3 separate regions of the Mus musculus genome follow, and regions 1 and 2 are each linked to region 3. A link is a loop called in an ENCODE intact Hi-C map of the cell type or tissue named here. Cell type or tissue: heart. All regions are shown on one strand. Links, peaks and the distances in the headings refer to the core of each region. The heading gives the core; the rest is flanking DNA. Region 1 overlaps 4933411E08Rik (RIKEN cDNA 4933411E08 gene). Region 2 holds the start of Nup107 (nucleoporin 107). Region 3 holds the start of Rap1b (RAS related protein 1b).

Region 1 (7,728 bases), core at 1,723-6,722, 96 kb after region 3:
AGATAGAACTGGGAATAGTGCTGCCTGAATGGGCTTCTTAGGTGAGTCCTTGTCCGGAGATGTGAAGCAGAGAGGAAGGTGGACCCAGTTGCAAGTCTTCAGTGTTTTGGTAGAGGAGGGGTTTGTGGCTCTCCCCATCCCTCTAGCTCAAGAGCTGACGAGTGAGTCTATGGGAGTGGAGGCAGTGAGCTACAGGTGAGATTTGCATTGACAGAGACCTCATTGTCTATCCTCAGGACCCAAGGACTTCTGTCTCCAGACTCTCTCCCTAGAAGGAAGTAAGCCAAGAACAGGACAGGACAGACACTCTGCCAACTGTGGGACAGAGTACTGGGAAGCCTAGGGCATCAACTGTGACTGAGTGTTCTCTTGACATGATGGCCAACAAAGGACAGGTGCCACATAAGAAAAGAGAAAAATCAGGTGCTGTAGGTGGTAATCAGATTTCTTCTTGTTTGTAGAAAGCGATTGCTAGGCACATAGCCGCAGGGAACCGTGGGTCATGTGCAGAACAAGCACTAAATAGTTAGCTCTTGGGATTTCTCCTTAGGTCTTCCCTGCCATCTTGTTTCCGATCTTCTCCGCTTTATGCATGTTGAAGTTCAGGATACATTCTGTAGATTAGTTCCTCTTGAGTGTTACCTGTTAAAAATATTTTTTTTTTTAAAAAAAGAGAGTCCATTTAACATTTGTCCATCTTGGACATTTTCTTTCCTGAGTTTGCTGTAAAATTTCGAGACAGGCGACTTGCATGGATGCATAAATATTTTAAAAGCTACAGATCTTATACATGCAAAATATGCTTACAGTCTTCAATAATCTTTAATGCAGTGCTCATCCATTATATATGAGCCCACAAAGGAGACACTTGGATTCTTCAGAGTCCTCAGTGCTTCACAAAGGGCGGCTTTGGGAGAGTTAAATACCACACACTCTCACTTTGTAAAACCATCACCGAATGCCCTTAGTGGAATAACCCTGAACACAATCGAGGCTGTTCTGTCTTTAATAATCTGGACCACAGGAAAGGAGAGAGGTTTCTCTGATATGACATTCTTTGTGTGGTAGAGGTAACAGGATGTTCTCCTTGTAATACGACCGCTATATTAAAATGCTCTCATCAGTTCTTGGAGACACTAACTCATCCTTTGTGGCTGAACTCAAATGTCACGGCCCCTGTGAACTGCTTTCTAACACCTCAAGCAAGATTGCTCGTTCCCACGGAAACTGATCGGTACCTTATCTCACAATGTCTTAATTATTTGTGGGCTTGCTTACCCAGTAAACGAACTCCTTGAGGGATAGATGGTCGGCTGAGGCAGCACTTAGACTTAGACATCCTGGAATGAGGGAGTATACCCACATTGGTAGGTGCCATGCTTGCAAAGGGGATGTATTTGTACAAATCAGCAGAAAAGCTATTCAAAGAAATGTTGTCATCCAGATATAGAACTAAAACTAGAATTTTGGAGATGTTGTCATTTTAAAATCCCCTGGTCTCTGTCTCTACCTCTAAACCCCCTTTCTCTTTCTCAGCATGTTTTCAAGTCCTGGCTGGCCTGGAAGTCATGACCTTCTTGCGTCTGCCTCTTTGAGTCCCGGGATCATAGATAGTGTGCCACTACCTGAGTCAGAGGCCAGCCTGGGTTACAGAATAGGACACATAAAATAAATAGATAAACGAAGGTAAAGGAAGAAAAAGAAAGGCCAACATTTTATGGTGAAGGAGTGAGAGCCTTTTTTTCTGATTAGCGTGTGTTGATTGGTGCTATATTTAGAGCTGAAAGCCAGAGGAAAGGAAAGGGCAGGGTTTGATTTGTGTTTGGAAGTTTCCATTCCATAGATTTTTGCCTCAGGGATGACCTCCTGATGTGGGAGCTTGTCAGGAGTCCCTTTTGTAAAATGGGGAGACACCTTCAGAGCTGGGAACCGAGTTATCTGGGAAATAGTACATTCAGCCCAGGCTTCAAAACTCTTCCCTGCTTGTCTCTCTGGATTAATGCTCCAGTCTGCTTTGCTGCTGCTGTGATCAACTCTAGGACCCAACACAACCCGGAGAGGGGAGGGTTAATTTGGCTTATACCTAACATTTTATTATACATGACATCAGAGCAGGAGCTCAAGGGAAGAACCCAGGGGGCCCTGCTATACAAATCAGGATGGTCTACAGCTTGCTGTTTAGCCCAGCCTGGCCTAAAATCTACCATTCTCCTGCCTCAACAACTGGAGGGCTGAGGTTGCAGGTGTGCACAGTCTCCGTGCCTTGTTAGTTAGTTTTCATTCAATGAATAGGTCACAGCAACCGCGATTGCTCGGTGCTGCCCATTGCTACCTAAGGTCACAGGTAACTGAACAGCTCTCGTCTCGTTCTTAACACTTGGTGGATGTCGTCTCGTTCTTAACACTTGGTGGATGCAGCCGTAAAGTGGAGAAGTCCATTGGCTGACCTCTTCCCTGTGACCTGCAGCCAGACAGGGCTTAGAATAGGTTGAAAGGAACTGGTTCTTGATCTGCTTGTTGAGCTGGTTTTTGAGATACGGTTTTCCCCCCAGTTTCTCTGGTCTCCATTTCCATATCGGTATAACTGTGATGGGCTTGGCCTGCCTTCAGTATTCTGGCAGCAGTTGGGCAAGGTGGTGCACGCCTTGAACCCCAGCACTCCAGCACTTGGGAGGCAGAGGGCTGTCAGATCTCTAGGAGTTGGAGGCCAGCCTGGGCTACGGAAGAGTTCCAGAACAGGCAGGGTTACACAGAGAGACTCTGTCTCAAAACCAACTAAAACCAAACCAGAAAGAACTCTAGCTGAATCTACTTGACTGGTCTAAGAAAAGGATTTCGGAAAAGGACTCTCCACTTGGCCCAGAAGCCAGAGTTATCTAAAACAAAACAAAACAAAACAAAACAAAACAAAACAAACCAAAACAAACCAAACCCCATAAAGGCCTTGCAAATTAGGATAATTATAGATAGCTACGTCATCGATTTAGTCAGGTATACATAGCTGACATTTAAACTTATTTCAGATTCTCCCCTCTCCCCCAGCCCTGCCCCAGCAAGAGAGTGAAACCTTATTGTGGTTTCGGTCTTATGTAGCCTTTGCATCTCCTTAAATTTTTAAGAAGAATTCTGAGACTTTTACTTTTCATTTTTCTTTCTTTTTTTTTTTTTTTTTTGGACTGTAATTACCCACAACATTTGGTCTGGAATTCCCCTTAAGATATTCTCAGAACTTCAGGATCCTGCCGAGTTGTCACAGGGGTAATGTGAAAACCAGAGTAAATACGGCACATGGGGTTCCTTCATACTGAATGAGAGGCAGTTGTGAGTGGAGTAAATGTGTCTGGGAACACACATGCACACCTTGAATTTGATACTGAACTACTGCCTTTGGAAGGCACATTAACTTTCCCCGGTTACCAGGGTTTTCGTTGACATGCTGGGCTATAAATAGCTCCCTGGAGGTGCAAGGGAAATGACACATGACTTCCTTCTTCCCAGGGGACTTAGGACATCAGGGAGTGAAACTCCCTTGCAAATGTTCGGCTCCTTGTCTGCTGGCACTGTTTATAAGGTCACATTTTAGATTAGTCTTCTGAGGTGAGGAATAAAAACGGCAGACAGGGGCTCCCCGAAAGGGCTGCTTCTCAGGGAAAATAATTTTGCATGGAATTTACCTAGTGCACTGCATAAAAATTCTTAGTACAGAATATCTGATACAGTGTAAAAAAATGTATTTCCCTTGAGTTGCTTAAATGCCATCATGCTTGGTATATATAATATGAGGTGCCTTGTTCTATAAATCGTCTCTCCAGAGCCTCTGTGCTGCGTCTCCTGTATGAGCAGCTATGGCGCCTGTTTAGGAAAGGGGAATTGAGTAATTTCTTGCTGAATTCAAACAACATATAGCCACCAGAGGAAATGCAGAAAAAAAAATCTTTATTTTGCTTTGTTATTTTTTAGAGTAAGCAATTTATCTACAGAATTTAGGGGGAAAAAACCCATGTTCTTCCCATAATATTTTGTCTGCTCTATTTCTTGTAGACTTGAAAAATAGGCTGGGTGGGGAGGGCCTGGCTGTGTGAGCCGGGTCAGCAGGTGAGAGCTGTTTGAGCTCCCATCACACATAGCCTGCTTGTCTTTGAATCTCCCTGGTATCTTCCACATAGCAGGCCTTCTCTGAAAAACTATCAAATGTACTAAAATTTATTTTGTTGTGAAAATAATTTCGAGGCCTCCGAGGACTCAGACAGTGCTTGGAAAACGTATTCCTGGATGCTTCTCATTTTAGCTGCATTGCTCTGCTGAGGGGACCCATGTGTGTGATTGAAACACGGGGCATGAGCCTGGGAAGAAATTATAGATAGGAAAAAAAGCAGCAAAAACTGGTAATGTTTGTTAAATATGGGTCACATTAATACAGACTTGCTTTACCTAGCAAGTCAGAGGCTTTGATTTTAGTGTTTAGAGGGATATGTATATACAATATACAACATACAACATATAACATATAATATATAATATATAATAAATAGACACACACATATAATATATATGTAACACACACACACACACACACACACACACACACACACACACATATATATATATATATAATAGGACTTGCTTTTCTTCTTTAAAGAGTTTTATCAAGAAAGCAAGAAAATCAGGTTCATTTTCTGAAATCAGACCCCACTCCTGAGTCCATAAAGTCTAGGCTAGCCTCAAGCTCTTGATCTCTGTTTCAGTCGTTCAAGTGCTGGGATTATAAGTCTGAGTGACAGACAATATTTAAATACACATCAACAATTTAATGTACTGAATAACCCTTTTTGTATAATTGTCATTTCTGCCTTTTAAGACTAATAAACTCCATTGGACATAGTGGCACGCACCTTTAAGCTCTGCACTTGGAAGGCAGAGGCAAGTGGATTTCTATGAGTTTGTAGCCAGCCTGGTCTACATACTAAATTTTAGGACAACCAGCTACATAATATGACCCTGTCTATAAATGATGATGATGATGATAAACTGGGCCAATGAGATGTCTCAGTGGGTAAAGGTGCCCGCTGTCACACCTGAGGACCTGAGGTAGATGCCTGGTGTCCACATGGTAGAAGGAGAAAACCAATTCCCACAAGTTGTCCTTTGACACCCGTGCCAGGGTATGTGTGTGCCCCCTCCCCCTACCACATACACACAAAGTAAATAAACAATTAACGGAAGCATCAAGATGAATACAGTGATGTTCAGAGATGTCAGAGAGCTTGCTGCAGTGCACCCAGTGAGTGGCAAATTAGGATTCTTCCCCCGAAGTGTCTCCGACACTGAACAGATGCGTACACACGGTAAGTCGAAACGGTGTCAAAACATCTGTTCTTTTCGGGTTCTCTCTTGTCTGTAATTATTACCTGTAGACTCTTTCTTGAGTCTTCAGGCTAGATCAGGGTGTTGCTGATGTGAAACAATAAAAGCATCCCACCTCAGTTACCAGATCTGGCAGCATTTCCTGGCAGTATCTCCTGGGAAGTCAGACTGGGTAACACTGAATTACTTTGACTAAAAGGGAAAACAGAAGCTAGAGTGTTTAATTCTCCCTCCGGCTCCCTCTCCCTCCCCCTCCCTCTAAAAGGCAGCGGCTGTCAGGTTTCCTAATGCTGCGACCCATTAATACAGTTCCTTATGCTGTGGTGACCCCCCCCCCCAACCATAACATTATTTTGTTGCTACTTCATAACTGTAATTTTGCTACTGTCATGCACCATCTGTAACTATCCCTGTTTTCCAACTGTCTTAGGTGACCCCTGTGAAAGGGTCATGTTCCTCCAAAGGGGTGATAACCATAGGTTGAGAACCACCGCCTTAAAGAACGTTGGATTTATTTACATTTTGACCAAATGGAGGGAAGAGAAAGAAAGACTCCACCTTCCCTGTAACATTGTTACCATTTCATAGAGAAGATGAAGTGAAAGCCAGATGTGCACATGCTAATTTAGCTGGGATAAGCTGTCACTACAATGTAACAGACATAAACAAGATCAGAAAACAACAATAAAGACAGGGTGGCATTTAGTACCCCCTGAAAGGAGTCAGAAAGCATCATTCCTTGATTCCCATTGTCCTAGGACCTGGGACCTTGGTGAGCTGTGCAGCGTTTCCAGAGCCTTCTTTGGCTACGAAGACAGGGCACACCCTGACGATGGTGGAGTGAAGTAGAAGGAGGTTGGTGGCTTCAGGGCTGTGCCACACAGGTCCCAGTCACGAAACTGCATACTTTGTAATGTCAGGGTCTAAATTGTGGTTCAGTTCAGGTGCTGTCATGTGGGCTTCCTGTCACATGCCACCAACTCTATCAATAATTAGGAGGCTGTCTTAAGTCAGGGTTACTACTGCTGTGATGAAACACTATGACCAAAGCAACTTGGGGAGGAAAGGTTTTTTTTTTTTTTTTTTTTTTTTTTTTGGTATACACTTCCACATTGTAGTCCATCATTGTAGGGCTCAGGAGAGGAACTCAAATAGGGTAGAACGGGGAGGCAGGAGATGATGCAGAGGCCATGGAGGGGTGCTGCTCACTGGCTTGCTCCCCATGGCTTGCTCAGCCTGCTTTCTTATGGAATCCAGGACCACCAGCCGAGGGATGGCATCACCCACAATGAGCTGAGCTCTCTCCTATTGATCACTAATTAAGAAAATGCCCTACAGGTTTGCCTCCTCTATAGCTTGGTTAAGTTGGCATAAAATTAGCCAACATAGAGACCCACGAAGCTGCGTGTGCCTTATTCATGGCTAAACGATAGTTCTCAAAGTGGATTTGGACTCTTGCCTTCTCTTAATGTAATCAAGCAATTTGTATTCCGAGCAAAAGAAACAAAGAAACAAACAAACAAAAACCATTTCGCCTCTCAGGCTATGGTGCGTGATTATAGTATTCTAGAATTTTCCCCTCCAGGCAGTCACGGAAGAGAGGCAGGTGGCGAGTTGGAGAAGGATCCTGTGTGCTCTGTGGATACAGGAGGCAAGAAGACATTTTGTCTGGCGAGGAGAATGGTAACAGAAAGAGACACATTAGCTAGTTCCTCCGCTGTCCTCTTTTCTATACTCACAGGATAATTACACAGCTAAAATTAAGATAATTTGCTTATCTGACATTTTGTGCAAGCACTGCTGTATTTATCAGCAGTCAAAACAGAAGAAAAAAAGAAATGTGGTCTGCTGCAAGCTAAAGTCCCCAGTTTCTTTGCTATATGATGTGCCCAATGCAGGAATAAATAAAATGAGCATAATTTCTGGATGTGTGGAGTTCATAGCTAAGACAGGAGAGAGAGGATGATAGTTTTCATGTGACCATCTGGGAAGACTTAACCTTTTAAACAGTTATTTTTGGTATCCATGTATGTGTGTGTGTGTGTGTGTGTGTGTGTGTGTGTGTGTGTGAGTGTGTGTGTACATGTGAGCCACGGCGTGTAAGCAGAGGTTACAGGGGTTGGTTCTCTCTTCCCACCATGTGGGGCCTGCAGATGGAGCGAATCGAGGTCGTTAGACTTGGCAACAAGTGCCTTTAGCCACTGAGCCACCTTGAGGGCCCTTGGGAGGACTTTTAAAGAGATAACACATCCCAGGAAGATGGAGCAGCCCCCAGGAGAAGAAAACTACCCAGAAGTCTCATGGATCCTGCCAGCAGCATATGGAACTGTGGGAAGGCAAGGTATATATATATATATATATATA
Region 2 (7,728 bases), core at 1,572-6,571, 53 kb before region 3:
CAACATGTCACAGTTACTATGTACTGATATAGAGGACAGCAGATACAGTATGTCACAGTTACTATGTACTGATACAGAGGACAACAGATACAGCATGTCACAGTTACTATGTACTGATATAGAGGATAGCAGATACAGTATGTCACAGTTACTATGTACTGATATAGAGGACAGCAGATACAGCATGTCACAGTTACTATATACTGATATAGAGGATAGCAGATACAGTATGTCACAGTTACTATGTACTTATATAGAGGACAGCAGATACAGCATGTCACAGTTACTATGTACTGATATAGAGGACAGCAGATACAACATGTCATAGTTACTATGTACTGATATAGAGGACAGCAGATACAGCATGTCACAGTTACTATGTACTGATATAGAGGACAGCAGATAACAACATGTCACAGTTACTATGTACTGATATAGAGGACAGCAGATACATGTCACAGTTACTATATACTGATATAGAGGACAGCAGATACAGTATGTCACAGTTACTATGTACTGATATAGAGGACAGCAGATACAACATGTCACAGTTACTATGTATTGATATAGAGGACAGCAGATACAACATGTCACAGTTACTATGTACTGATATAGAGGACAGCAGATACAGCATGTCACAGTTACTATATACTGATATAGAGGATAGCAGATACAGTATGTCACAGTTACTATGTACTGATATAGAGTACAGGTCCTTGTTCATAAGAGCTCAGATAACTGTAATCATTACTATTTATGCTTACTTCCTGATATTGTAGCTAAATATTTTATAATGAAAATTATACAAATGCCAGCTGGCTACTTCATTAAATACTTCCAAAGCACAAACAAAATCTTACAAGGCTGTCGAAAGGAGCTTGGCGTTCGAGGAATGATCTGGCTTCTTGGTGTAGCAGTACCAAAATTGTCCTCTTGGTTGGCCTGAACTTAGGAAGAATTAAGGAAAGTTTCCATGTAGAGAAAAGAAAAATCATTAAAGTCAAGCAAGGATTTACTACACAGATACATGAGCACACTTCTTTCAAGAACAAAGTGTTTTATGGGCACCACCTTTTCTGTACAGCTGTTAAAGCCACCTGTCATTTAAATTCTCAGATAGAGACTAGATAATAAGTTTTGACTACTATGGCATACCAGTAGTGAGACAACATGCTTTTCAGAGAAACAGGCATCTTAGCTCACTGACATTCACTGAGAACATGTATGTCCCGTGTATGTAAACATATATGTAAACCCCAATGGAGGTAAGCCAAATTCTATCCCAGCTAATGTTTAATCCCACAGCCCTGATTCACGGCACCCTGCACTCTGCAATCCTGACACGAAGGATACTTAGAACTCTTTTGTGAGCACTGTGCTTCCGGGCAGTCCTCGTCACCTCCGCATCCCGGATCACAGGGGATGACATCCCCCCGAAGCCACTCCTAGAACAGTATAATCAAGGTCTTAGACGGCATCTTTGAAGGACTACCGTTACAGTTAGGGCAAAGAAAGGATCTTCGTCAGTCGAGGGACGGCTCACCCCAATAGCCAAGTCTTGGATCTTGTTGGCAAGAATAACCTCTTGTCTCTGAGTCCTGCTTACTCCCCCAAATCCCACCCAGTGCTCGGCTACCAGCCCTGTCTTTGACTGCCTAGTATCACAATAGTATGTTCTCCGCGGAGTTATCTTAGAACCCGAAATTTATACTACAGTATGGCTTCATAAAGGTAAATCTTTTCCTCCATCAGACCAAAGAGCTGCTTGACTACAGAATTCTCTACAAGGAAGGACTCTGCACTCTCTAAAATACGGTGATGAGTTAGCTGCTTGTTGAAGGGCTTGGTTTTAGCCCAGGCTCACACCTCTAATCCAAATTGTACTACATAGGAAGTGCCAGGCCAATCTGAGACAGGGTGAAAGCAGCTTCAAAAACAAACCCAAACAAAGAAGGAACAGGCTCTGAGAATTCTTCTTTTTTTTAATCCTCATGAAAACTTCACAGAATATATCTATACAAGCTAAGCCAGTCATCATGTCACTAGGCAATATCATCATATGGGACCACTGTTATATTTTTGGCCTGCATGCTGACCAAACACTGCTATGCAGCCAGGACTATACTTCAGACTGTGAGTACGATATGGCTTGGCGGGATGAAAGAAAAAGTGAAGCAATTCTAGTGAAGAGGAGAAATGGCCCTTCAAGTGATTTCCCTCCATGTAGACTAAGGATGTCTCCTGTCTTAGCACAGTGCTATGGGCCTCCAGCACTGTCATCTGACAGCTTATAAACTAAACCATGGGGGTTGATTTTAATTATCCTTCTAGTACACCTTTCTTCCACTTAAAATCTCCAGCCAGCTTCCTCTTCTCTGCAGACTCAAGCTAACACTCACCAGCACAGTATTTACACCACCATCCTAATTTAGTTCTGCCCATCAAGTCCATCCGCATTGCTGGGAGCATTCAGCCACACAAGCGTGAACATTTTTCATGACTTTATATCTGAGTATGTTTCTTTTACAGAGGTCTATATGTGTTCCCCTGTCACTGGATGTTCATCTATCTACTTAAGTTATTCATCAAACAGCTTTATGGAGATTCAAAGGTCCCTGCTGGTAATGTTTCTCTTTCCCCCCCCAGAACCTAAGGGTTACTACGCAAGCACTCTACCACTGAGCTATATCCCCAGCCCCATAACAGGGTTCTATTTAACTATGCCATTCCTTAAATCTCTTACAGGCTCACTGTTCTATATAGATAAGATCCTCACGGGATTGCTCTAAAACTAAATGTGCCACTTAAAGCTTAAGGAACACACATAAGATAACCCCTAGCACAATGTTTTCAGTATCAATAATGTGCTATTATTACTCAAAAGACCAGCTAGCAAGTTACTTTTATAGGTTTGCCTGAAACTCCTGTGACAGGGAGATAAAACATCTCCTTCATTTATTTTCCCCGCAGTACAGTATAAATACATCGTATTACACTGCTCGACTGTCTTCACTACACAATCTACTCCCCGATGCCAAGGGCCTTAAACAACCCATCTTCGTGTCAGGCGAGCATAAATCATTTGAGAGGGAGGGAGAAATTCAACTCCCTAGGGCCGGCACTTTAAAGTCTAAGCTGACCACCGTTACCCAATAACGTACAGCTGACATGACTTAATAACCGCAATAAAACCACGCTGAGGACGTCTGGGCTGAACTGTCAGTGCGGCTGATGGCCCTGAGCTCGAACTGCTTCATTTCGCATTTCGAATGCGGGACCATCACAGACCCCCGCACACTTCGGAGCGAGCGCCGAGAAGACCCGGGAGGCGCGGCGTGGAACCCCGGGGATCCGCATTCTCACATCCCCGCTCCAATCGCGCCAAGCGTCCATTCCTCCACCGAGGGCCAAATCCCTGGCCGCGGAGGCGGTTACGTCGCTAACAGGCGAGAGCCCCAGTCTCGGCCGAGGCGTCCCTACCAGGACTGACCTGTCCATGGCTTCAGCGGTCTCCGCCTAGAACCTTGCAACTCTTTGACTGCAGCCTGGCCGCCGCGTTTCAGCCTTCCCGCTCTCCGGAAGCACACCCTTCGACCCGGAAGCGCGGCCTGGCTAAGCCAGTCCCAGAGAAACAATGTTCCCGCTCGGCGCATGCGCGACTTTCGTCTCCAGCCGCAGGCTCAGTGGGCGCAGGCGCGGAAGTGTGCCAGGGAGTGACTGCGTGGCTGGGTGGTGCCGGCCAGGCAGGAAGGGGGCGGGGAAAGGGGCGGAGCTTGGGTATGTCGCCTGAGCCTGGCTTGTGGGCGTGGTCTGGGTGGGGCGTTGTTCTGGGAAGCCGGAAGTCTATAACCTGGACTTTAGGAATCTGTTGAAGAGTCTGCATTCAGCGTTCTTGTTTGCGGTTCAGCGCCACTTTACGGGATCTGGCCTGTCTCGGGGCGCTCACCTCTTTGAACTGTGGTGTAACCTCACTGGACGGGTTTTGAGGTTGTTTTCTCTCGTTATTTATTTCTCTTTTACGGAATCAGCCGTTTTTTAAGAAATCCAATAAAAAAAGCAAAGCATAAGAAAGCCACATGGGAGGCTGAGGCAGGAGGAAGAACCACGATTTTGAAGCAAGCCTGCACTAAGAAAGCCTGACGATAGTAATAATAGCAATTATTATTGTTGCTGTTATTATCATAAATTTTAAAAGTTTTGGGCGTGGGAATACTTACCTGTTCCAGTACCTCAAAAATGTTAGGTCTCAGGCCCTCCAAATATCTAGAAATGAGCTCTGGCTGAACCATTTCTGATTTCTGGCGGTTAGATAAACGCCAGCATTCCTCAGGAACTCCTGTAATGCGTTTTCCTTCGGTCTTCTTAGCTACTTGTCCCCACAATCCCGACTCTGCACTAATTTCTAGTCTCTGCTCTCTCATCTTGCACACAAAACTATCTTGAAGAGCTCCAACAGGCGCAGACATTGCAGACACATCACCAGCAGGTGTGGCCCTCTCCCTTCCCCTCTCCCTTGCTAAACCGTTAGATTACATTCCTAAACCTAGCCACCAAGGTCTCTTCCCTTATTTGGCCACATCCTTATGCCTGACTAAAACTCCGAGGTCCAACTATCAAAATTCACTAGCTGGCTAACATGTCCACTTAGGACTTACCAACTCATCCTAGCACAGCCTTCCCCCTTTCTCCTGCAGAGACACCTGCTGCCTTCTTTGGCCGATCCAGACGGAGGCAACACCTTCTGCTTGTCCGTCTTGGGTAATACATTTCCTTTGTGCTGAGCATTTGGTGTCTGGGTGTGTTCTGTCCTGACTCCCATCTCTTGCTGATGTAACTATTCTCTCCCATTCTCTAGCTTCCCCGGCCCTGGCCATGTCCAGCCTGTTTCTTTTTCTCTCCGCTCTGGGCACTTCCAGGTGCCTCTGGATCTTTTCTCTCTCTTACCCACATTAAAAACCTTATCCCTAACGGAGCAGTCACGGTGGCAGTTTCTTTACTGTGCCCGTCCCATGCACAGAGTAAGGTACAGACAGGAATCAGGGCCATGCTCAGGCCCTACTAAGTTAGAGGCCAGTACGAGTTTGTTGTTGTTTTGTTTGTTTCTTTGTTTTGATACCCAGTCTCAAAAGAAAAGAAAAAAGTAGTACTATAGTATCCCTTCTAATCCAGAGCTGTCTGAGTAAAAGGCAGTGCATCCAGCTGCCTGAAGAATTCAGTTGTTACTTTTTTGCTCCTCACTTTGAAAGCAGACACTGTTTATTAAGTAACCAGATTACAACCATAGTGTTAGAAGGGCCAGCCAGGGAGCAGCTTGCCCTGCAAACCTGATGATCTAGCTTCTGTCCCTGGACCCCTGGTAAATGTGGAAGGAGAAAACCAACCACAAAAAAAATTGTCTTCTAGTCTCAAAACTCAGCCCTACCTCCATGTATGCTACAATTACACACAAACACACAAGTGTACATACAAATACACACATGCACACATGGATGCCTGCACACGTACAACACATATGCCACACCACATACCCCACACACACGCACACCATGTCATACACATACACATATCACACCGAATATGTGCACACATACACCCACACATGCATGCACACATATCTGTGTGTGCATCACATCTATTAAATAACCCTGAGATATGATATTTCCTGTTTCAATTACTAAATAAAAATCCTTTGGTGTGGATGAACCCCCTGCATTTGGCCACAGCAAATTAGATTCACCAAGATAGAATCACTCATGAGGGCTGGAGAGACGGCTCAGTGGTTAAGAGCACTGACTGTTTTTCCAGAGGTCCTGAGAGGTCAATTCCCAGCAACCACATGGTGGCTCACAACCACCGGTAATGAAATCCGATGCCCTCTTCTGGTGTGTTTGAAGACAGCTACAGTGTACTCATATACACTATATATATAACCATATATATATATATATATATATATATATATATATATATATATATACATAAAAGTCACCCACGAACGTTCTACCTTACAAGGCTAAATTATCTGATCTCCAGACAATTAAAGAGAGATAACCAGATTTTCCACAAGGACCATTTTTGATTGGCATAGTCAAATTGTCTCTGCTTAATTTTACAAGAAAAGTAACCCAGTGCTAAGTACTTCATCTTCAGTTGTTTTGCCTTGCTGGCCCTGCCTTATGCAGAGGCTCACTTCCTCACTTTGTGACTCCCAAATGCCTTTATTGTTGGCTTGTCCTTGGACACATTCTGCTATCTAGCTCAGGCTGGCCTTGGATGCACTGCCCCCTTGCCTTAGCCTCTGCTGTTCTTTCTTTCCCCAAGCTTTGTTTGTCTCTGTTCGTGACCTCGGAGGCGATTTGGTAGTAGAGCTGCTGCATCTCAGCATAAACAGCTGTGGTGGAGCCCTGACAGGAGAGCCTGCAGCTCCCTTTTCCTGCGATCCTGGCCCTTCTCTGTCCCTAGAGCAAAGCTCTTCTGCTCATCTCACTGGAACACTTTTCTTCTACAGGATGGAGTGTTGTCTGACTCTAGGATTGTAAAGAGAGCTAAGTAAGATCTTTAATTTAAATGTATGTATGTTTCTCCTTTGATGGTAGCATTTCTGGTTTCTGTAAAATAGGCGATCTTCATTCCCTCTCCTGGAGAGTATTATTTGAAGGGTACAAGAAGCTTTTTAGTTGGGTGACTTAGTATTTATTAAGAGAGATAGTTGGGGTGACTCTCCATCACCCCAGGGTCTGCTTGTCTCAAATGCCAATGTCACAGCCAGTGTGGTTATGCCTGGATGTTTACCCAGGTGCTGAGGATTTTAACCCAGGTTCTCATACTTGCAGGGCAAATGCTCTTACTGAGCATCTCCCAGATCCCAATGCTATATATATATATATATATATATATATATATATATATACACCCACACACACATATATGTATGTATATATACACACATACATATATACACATATATGTACATATAAATACACATATATGTACATACATATATACACATATATGTACATATAAATACATATATATGTATATATACACAAATACACACACATATATGATCATAAGAAGAGCAGTTTGGGACAGAGAAGTAGCCTTATGTTCAAAGAAACAAACTGTTAGAAAATGCACTGGAATCCGGCTACAATGTTTTTTTTTCAATTTAAATTTTACGTTTAAATTGTATGTGTATGAATGTGTGCCTCCGTGTATGACAGTGCATCATGGACATGCAGTACCGGCAGAGGCCATAGGGGGCACTGGATTCCCCTGGAACTGGAATTGCAGCCAGTTCCACATGGGTGTCGAGAACTGAATCCTGGTCCTGTACAAGAACTACAAGTGGACTTACCCACGGAACCCTCTCTCCACGGAATCCTCTCTCTCTCTCTCTGGACCCTTTTATTGTTTTTAATTATGGTTATTTATTTTGGGGGCAGGGCACATGCCATGTAGGAACTGTGGAGGCCAGAGGGCACTTGGGGGACAACTGGGTCTTTCCTTCTACCACATGAGTCCTAAGATCAAACTTAGGTCATCCAGCCTGGGAGCAAACACTTTACCTATAGGCCATCTTAAAGATTCTCATTTAAAATTTTTTATTTATTATTACTATTATTGTACGTGTGTGTGTGTGTGTGTGTACCTTGGTGTAAATATGGAGATCAGGTGGTCAAATTTAGTTCTATAGATACTGTCTCTTAAAAAAAAAAAAACAACAGC
Region 3 (7,728 bases), core at 1,631-6,630:
TAATCAGAACCTTTCAACACCACTCCAAAATATCTACAAGTACTACAAAGATTAGCATTAAGTATAAGACAGCACAATGCTGCTTACAGCTGAATAAAAATTGTATCTAATGCTACAATGTACCAAGACACTACAGGACTTAAGACACTGTTCTTGTTGGGGGTAGTTGGGGGCGGGGGGGGGGGGGGGGGAAGAAGGAAAACAAATAGAAACAAAACAACACATACCTTTCCCATGTGAACCAACCAAACCAAACTCACAAAACATATTTAGTCACAACTAAAAAGCCTTAGGAAATTGAGGAATTTTTTTCAGCGAGGGGACTGAAGCTAGCAACTTGGACAAGAGAGGCAAACACTGACCACTGAGCCACATCCCCAGCCAGAAAGATGAGTTTCTACAGACTTTTAGTGACCATATGTTAACATTTTAAAGAGAAATAGTCTTTGACTATTTAGTGTATAAACCCTAAACTAACCTTGAACACTTTATTTTCTGGGAATGACACATGTAAATCAATGAGATCTCCTTGACATTCAATTATAAAATGCCAAATGTAAACTATACTTGGGAGGTGGACGTAAGATCAGCTAAGTTCTGTCTGTTGTCACGCGTTAATTTTTCCATAACTATTACATACCTAAGAGCTGAACATAAGCTTCCCATGCCAATCTTAAGACTTTACATGTAAAACAGCACATACAGTTATATGTTATCAATCTCTGCATAAGCACTAAGTTCTTCAAAGACCTTTACGTACATAGATCAAGTTATTCATATATTTATTTATAGACCAGGTTTCACTAGCCCAGGCTAGCCTTAAATTTATGGCAATTCTCCTGCTTCAATCTTAACTGCTGGGATCACAGCTGCAAAATACCATGCCTCGCACCACTTTAAAAAAAGGGGGCAGTGGTGGTGGTGCACGCCTTTAATCCCAGCACTTGGGAGGCAGAGGCAGGTGGATTTCTGAATTCGAGGCCAGCCTGGTCTACAGAGTAAGTTCCAGGACATCCAGGGCTACACAGAGAAACCCTGTCTCAAAACAAACAAACAAACAACAAACAAAACAAACCAAACAAAAAGGGCTGGAGAGATGGTTCAGCAGTTAAGAGCACTGACTGCTCTTCCAGAGGTTCTGAGTTCAACTCCTAGCAACCACATGGTGGCTCACAACCATCTGTAATGGGATTTGATGCCTTCTTCTGGTGTGTCTGAAGACAGCTACAGTGTACTCATATAAATAAATCTTTTAAAAAGGATTCTTTATTTCAACTTGTTACTCTTATAGGCTCTTTAGTGGGAGGGCTCACTTTCCCTGTATAGGTCAAAAGAAAATACTGGAATCATTATAAATGACCAATGATAAAATGATCAACGTGGAAAGTGAGAGATTCCCAAAGAAAATGTTTAATTCTTTTTAAAATGATTACACTGTTCTCTTTAGTCTCTGAATTAAGTCCCAAACATCACTATGTGCCCAGGTAAAATGCTAGGGACTAAGAGTAAAGCAGAATTCCTATTCTCATGGTGTGTTCAATGAACTCTACTGAACTTTCATCTGAGTGTCTATGTAACAGCGACATGCTAGTCATTTGAGGCATGCAGAAGAAATCTACCCCTTCCTTGGACCTTACAACTTGGTAGAACAGAGAAACACACACAACAGTAACAGAAGACAGGAAGTGATACAAGCCACGGAAAGAACAGTGGTAAGACAGACAGAAAAAGAAGAAAGACACGTTCATCATTTCTGTGTCCCAGACCACAGACTAAAAATTAAGCCGGCTTAGCATGGGGCCCTTCAGATGTTAATCTGAGGTTCGATACATTATAGCACAAGCAACTATATGTCCTTTTGATTTTACTTTGCAGCTTCCACAGATAAGGTCACTGAACTTCTGTGTCAAACAAGAAAGTACAAGGGAATATAATGTACTACAGAGATTAAAAGTATGGATATCAAACAAGACTGTCATTTGGGATTCTGTGTCTCTAAGTTAAAATTATTTCCTCCTCGGAGTATTAACTTCCTCTAACCAAAACCAGGGGATGAAACTACCTAAGGGGTTGACGTATTCCATACCATTTAGCTAACTATGGCACTCTTGGAGAAGAGAGCATAATGGGACCAATAATCTCTACCAAGATGTAATTCACAATTAAAAAAAAAAAAAAGTCACATTGCTTCCTGTGGATTGTCCTTTATGGATAGACCACGGCTTTACAAATCAGCAGACTCAGGTAATTGGTTATCTATTTTAGGCCTTAGTTTCCTCCTCATGAAACGACAGGGTGGGACCAGATGATTTAAAGAGTCTCTTTCCGGCCCTAAAAAGCCCCATGACTCTATTATGACTTAATACACTGACTTCATATCAGGCTTTAAGAGTGGTAAGGGCTTTAAATTAAAAGAATTTCTCCATTCAATTAAGTTACTTCTTGCTAAGATAAACTCCTTTCAGGCAAGTCTCGACAACGTTCTAATTATACAAAAGAAAACTGAAAAAAAAATGAATTTACAAGCTAGAGGCACTCGGTATATATTAATACACACTGCCAGCAAAGCAAACATTTCAACGAGACTCAATTGATTTTTAAAATATTGAAAAGTCCAGCCTGCATCGTAATGTCAACTTTCAACTTAGTAAAAAAAAAAAATGTGAGTTCCTATTACTGTAATAAAGAAGTGCTTGTATGCACACGAGTCGAGAGTCGCAGGGCCAAAATATCTTTCTAAAGCATTGGGGGGTGGGAGGGGGCAAGCGAAAGGAAAGCAATCCCATCTGCTCAAAACTCTTAAGCGAAGATGTTTCTTCCAAAGGCATCTTCTCCTCCCGCCCCCCTCCACCCCAAGGAAAATCCCGAGGGCCTAGTTCCCAAATTCACGGCGCTGATAAGTCAGTTTCAGAATCAGACACCTCGAGATGGCGAAAAGAAAAAAAAAAAAAAAAGGAGAAGAGGACAAACTTCCTGGATTTTTCTCTCTGCAAGAGAAAAAGAGATTTCCTCTTGCTGACGAAGGAAAGGCCCCTTTAACATTTTTTTTTTCCCTCTGCACGGTGGCGGCTGCCAGACTAGGTGGGGCTCGCTCCGCTGCCTTCCTCCTGCCACTTCCCGCAACAAATGAAGCAAGCCAGCCCCGATCCGGGCAAACTTTTTCCCTGTCAGGCTCGAGCCCGCGGGGCGCCGGGGAGTGGTCCCCCCGCCCCCCCTCGCGACGCTGCTCCGCCCGCCCGGCCCCGGGCTGGGAGAAGCCCGGGTGTCCGCAGAGGACAACTTTCTGGTTTCCGCTCTAACTTCCACCCACCGCCGAGGCGGGGAGCGGGGCGCGGCGGGGAAGGCTGCGGGGGCCTCGGGCAGGCGGGTGGGGGCTCCTCGGGCGCTCACTTCCTCCGCCATATTTCAGACATTTGACCCCTTCCGCAAAGCGCGCTGCTCCCCCGCCGCGGCCGCGGTTCCTCCCCGGCCGCCCCGAGGCGGCGCGCCCCGCCGAAGCGAGCGAGGGACTCGGGGGGCCCCCCGCCAGCCACCTGCCGCGCGCCCGGGCCACCCTCGCCGCCGCGGGGGCCATCGGGCTGCCCCGCCCGGTCCGCGCCGCACCCCACCTCTCCCCTCAGCCGGCGCCCGGCCCCCCGCCAGCCTCGCGGCCACGCACGCACCCCGCGCCCACCTCTCGCGCTGTCACCGGGTCGCCGCCGTCGCCCTCGCCGTCGCCGCGCGTTCCCTTCGGGTCGCTGCTCCCGGCGCCACGGCGGTCTCTGCCGCTGCCGCCGTCGCCGTCGCCGCCGCCGCCGCCGCTCGGGCTGCTTTCCACGCCTGACTCTGGGCGAGGTTTGGCGGTGTCGCCTTGACGTCAGGCGTTCAGCCTCGCTCTCGCTTCCGCCCGCGGGCGGGGCGCGCAGGAGCGCAGCCCGGGAAGGGGCGGGGCCGAGGCGGGCCCTGGCGGAGGGGGGCGGGGTCTCGTCGTGCTCGCCTCGCAGTGGGCCTCGCCCCGGCTCTCGGTCGCCGGCTCCGGCCGTGGCCCTTCTCCCCTGCCCTGCGTCTCGTTGCTGCGGTCGGCCTCGCCCCCCGCTGGCTGGGCTGTCCGACATAATCGGTGTCAGCCTCAGCGGAGCGCATCCGTTTCGACCCCAGCGGGTAACGGGGAGCTCAGGGGCTTGGAAACCTCTGACGCCTTCGCGGGGCCTCCGAGTGCACAGTCGCCAACGCCCCCAGACCGTCGGTGTTCGCGTGGTCCTTTGTGCTGGGGAAGTAACAGAGCAGCAGTTCCCACTCCCAGAGCGCGAGGGCAGCTTTTCATTTTTCAAATGGCCTTTCTTTAGGTTTGACAAGTATTTCAGCCTGTGGTGTGTTAAGCAGGGCCAGCTGTCCAAATTACCCTGCCAGACGCAGTTCGCGAATGGAGGATTCCAAAGCATGCTTATGGCCTGTGCCTAAGTGAACAGTTTATAGAATTAAAATAATTGGTTCATGGAAGAGCATGCCTGGGGCGCCTTCATGACTTTATAGATTACTCATAGATGTCAGTCTATGATGTGACTCCGAAAAGCTCTGTCCAAAAATGACTTGTTCCAAAGAGCACAAGAACTTACATCGATCTAGGTAATTAGAATATTTTCTCACCATCACCTTTAATATGAGAATCATGCTATCAGAGCTTTGTTTGGAAGACTTTGTTTCTGCTCTGATTACGCTCTCTTCATTGCGTGGTCCTGGCTGGCCTGACCTTGCTATGTTGACCAGCTTGGCTTTCATCTCAGATACACCTGCCTCTACGTATGGAGTGCTGGGGATTAAAGGCATGCGCCACCACTGCCAGCGAGGGAAAAGGTTTTGATGAACAAAACTTGAGAGGAAAGTACTGAAAGGAGTAGGCAATTTAGCTGGCCCTCCCTGTACAAATTATTCTGGAAATTTAACGAACCCTAGAAGAGAAATGGAGACGTGACCACTACGCTAACCTGAGTTAAGTGAGCGAGTAAGAAAGAATTATAGCTGGGTCTCAGGATGCCAGTCTGTAAGAGCACACCTCTTTCTTCTGCAGACTGAGCAGGAGGTGGCTCCTTGCAAATTCTAGGTTGCTGAGGCCACAGAGTAAGTTAAAGCCAACCTAAACGGTTTTGTGAGATTCTCAAGAAGTTAAAAAAAGGGGGGGGGCATAGCTTAATGATCCAGTACTTGTCTAGCAAGTGTCCGAGTGTAGTAGGTTCAACCTTTAGAACAACAAAAAAAGAAAAAACCCATAATTGACAGTTGTGTGTGCTTCTGCACGCTTGTGCCCTCGCCTGTGGGCACACAGAAGCCAGAGGTGAACAGGTTATTTTCTGTCGCTCTCCACTTAGTTGTTTTGAAACAGGGTCTCTCACTGAACCTCACCAATTAGGCTTGAGTGGCTGGCCACCAATCTCAAGGGAGTCTCCTGTCTCCATTCCCACCACTCTGGATTCTTATGTGACTGCAGGGGGACTGAACTGGAAACCCCGGTTCTCCTGCCTGGGTAACAAGCCCTTTGTCCTGCTGAGCCCTCCTCCTCCCTGACAAGTTTTTGATAGCAGCGTTTTCCAGCTGCTTCATGGTTTGTATTACTTAAGTATTACCTATTTCAATAATTGTTATTTTCTCAGAACAACATTTTAGTGGCGGTTTCAAAGGCAAGTTTTGGAACAATCTGTTGGTATTGTCAATTATTCATGAATAAATTGCAATTTCCATTTTGCTCTTACCAATTACATATATACTCTGTCTTCACGTATAGCAGAAAAGAGCATCAGATCCCATTATAGATGGTTGTGAGCCACCATGTGATGGCTGGGAATTGAACTCAGGACCTCTGGAAGAACAGCCCATGCTCTTAACCACTGAGCCATCTCTCCAGTCCCCTATTTTATCAGTTATTGAAGGAAGATTTGACATGTCTCAAAGACTGACATTTTGAGCCAGGGTACTGATTACCAATGGGCTGTTTTGGTTTTATTTTTTTCTTTGTTTTAAACACTTTGACATTTGGGCAATTGCTTTTTTCCTTTGAAAGCCAGAGTTTGTGGCGTTGTTTAAGCCAAAACACTTTTATCATCTCACTAGGCTGATAACCATTGCATCTCTTATTAAATCATGATCAGCGTATAGAGCCCCCCAGAATGGACTCACTTTTGAATTTGAACCCCTTGCCCTATTTACCTGACAGACCAGGATATTGTCCGCTGGCAGCTTCAGTTTAACTTGTATGCAAACCAAACTCATTACCATTGTCACCAAACCCGTTTTCTCTCCCTTTCCTTTGCTAATCGTACCTCCTTCTTTTCAAGTCACCCACTCTTCAAGCCTGTCACCCTCCTCTGCCCTCCCCCCTCCTCTACAATGATTCATCCACTGGTGCATCTGTGAGCAGAGGTTGGACCAAGTCTTCCAGGCTCCTCTTGATACAACTCGGCTCCTGGACCTTTGCAGCCTAGGAGGTTCGAGCTGCCTACTGTGACCCATTTTACACATTGTTGCTAGATAAATTATCTTAAAGCTTGCTCAGTAATTTACTCCCTTCCTCTTAGAGGCCTTCAAGTACTCTTTTCTACAAAGAAGTAAAGATATGTTACACTTTTCTCTTTCACTTCCAGCTGCATGGTCAGAATGGGCTTCTCATTTGGCTCCAATGAGTAACTCTCCCACCCCTCGGCTGGGTACTGGTGATTTCCTGTGTTTGGAAGGTCTTTTCCAGCCCTTCTCAGCACTCCAGACCCATCTACTTTCTCCAAGAAATAGCATCTTTCTCCTGATGTGTCAACATAAATGTGTTTCTTTTGCCTGCCCCCCCCCTCTCTCCTTCTTTCTTCCTATCTCATAATACAGTATTGCTTTCCTTTTGTCAGTGGTGACTATCCCTCTAAAGAGGGATTTGCAAACTGTTTCTATCAAGGGCCAGGTAGTACACATTTAAGTCTTTAGAACAGAGGGTCTGTGTTGTAGCTTCTAAAGTGAACAGCGATTCAGCTTTTCAACAGTAACACAAAGGCAGCCATAAACAATACAAAGAAAGCCGTCAAGGTGACTCCTTAAAAGTGCTTGCTGCCAACCCTGATAACCTAAGACTGACAAAGTGGAAGAGGAGAATTGACTCCCATCGTGATTTACCCTTTGACCTCCATACTCTTAGCACAAGTATACACACACACACACACACACACACACACTAAATAAGCTAATGTAAAAGAATTACAAAGTATAGATATACTTGTAGTTCAATGAAACTTTACTTATGGATGGGGGCTGGAGAAATGGCTTAGCCATCCAGAAAGCTCTTGTAGAGGAGCAAGGTTCAATTTCAAGCACCCACATGGTGGCTCACAACCACCTATAGCTCCAGGTTCAAAGTTCTTTTCTGACTTCCACAGACATCAGGCAAGCATGTAGTACACACATATGCATACACTCAGGAAAAAGTCATACATAGCTCACACACATAGGCTTAATCTAAAAAAACAAAAACAAACGCACTTTACTCATGGACCTTAGAATGTGACTTCCATATAATTGTTATATGTCACAGAGTAATGATCTTTTTTTAAACCACTGCTAAGATTTGTGATGAGCCAGGTACGTGGGTATGAAACTTACATAGTAGCCCTTACATTTAAAAGACGCCTATGGCTAGCTTAACAATGTCATGTTACCAGGCTGACATTTTAAAGTTAATTAACTAATTAGGTCTTTTGAGACAGAGTTTCTCTTTGT

What was found. A loop is a pair of places that touch in the nucleus more often than their neighbours do. Peaks named below come from ENCODE experiments on the same cell type or tissue, not always from the same donor. Only the 100,000 strongest peaks of a DNase experiment are listed, where the experiment ranks them.
Region 1: a loop joins it to region 3, with 10 times the contacts of the local background. A loop is called at or near these places in 8 of 42 quality-filtered maps.
Region 2: a loop joins it to region 3, with 3 times the contacts of the local background. A loop is called at or near these places in 11 of 42 quality-filtered maps.

What each region holds. Positions count from the first base shown.
Region 1 is chr10:117,937,636-117,945,363 of GRCm38, forward strand. All of the region lies in intron 3 of 4933411E08Rik (RIKEN cDNA 4933411E08 gene), which reads left to right. Among named protein-coding and RNA genes, the nearest start is that of 4933411E08Rik, 16 kb to the left of the region's middle. In heart, for the core only: a CTCF peak has its summit at 3,613; a DNase peak (open chromatin) is centred at 3,436; H3K4me3 peaks cover 416 bases; H3K27ac peaks cover 2,642 bases.
Region 2 is chr10:117,789,114-117,796,841 of GRCm38, forward strand. It overlaps Nup107 (nucleoporin 107), which reads right to left and starts at 3,592. Exons shown (of 28, transcript NM_134010.2): 1 at 3,491-3,592; 2 at 1,354-1,445; 3 at 861-947. The coding sequence starts at 3,498. In heart, for the core only: no CTCF peak of the experiment used is centred there; a DNase peak (open chromatin) is centred at 3,718; H3K4me3 peaks cover 2,468 bases; H3K27ac peaks cover 2,640 bases.
Region 3 is chr10:117,842,158-117,849,885 of GRCm38, forward strand. It overlaps Rap1b (RAS related protein 1b), which reads right to left and starts at 3,817. Exons shown (of 8, transcript NM_024457.2): 1 at 3,674-3,817. In heart, for the core only: a CTCF peak has its summit at 4,280; DNase peaks (open chromatin) are centred at 3,234 and 3,914; H3K4me3 peaks cover 3,473 bases; H3K27ac peaks cover 2,544 bases.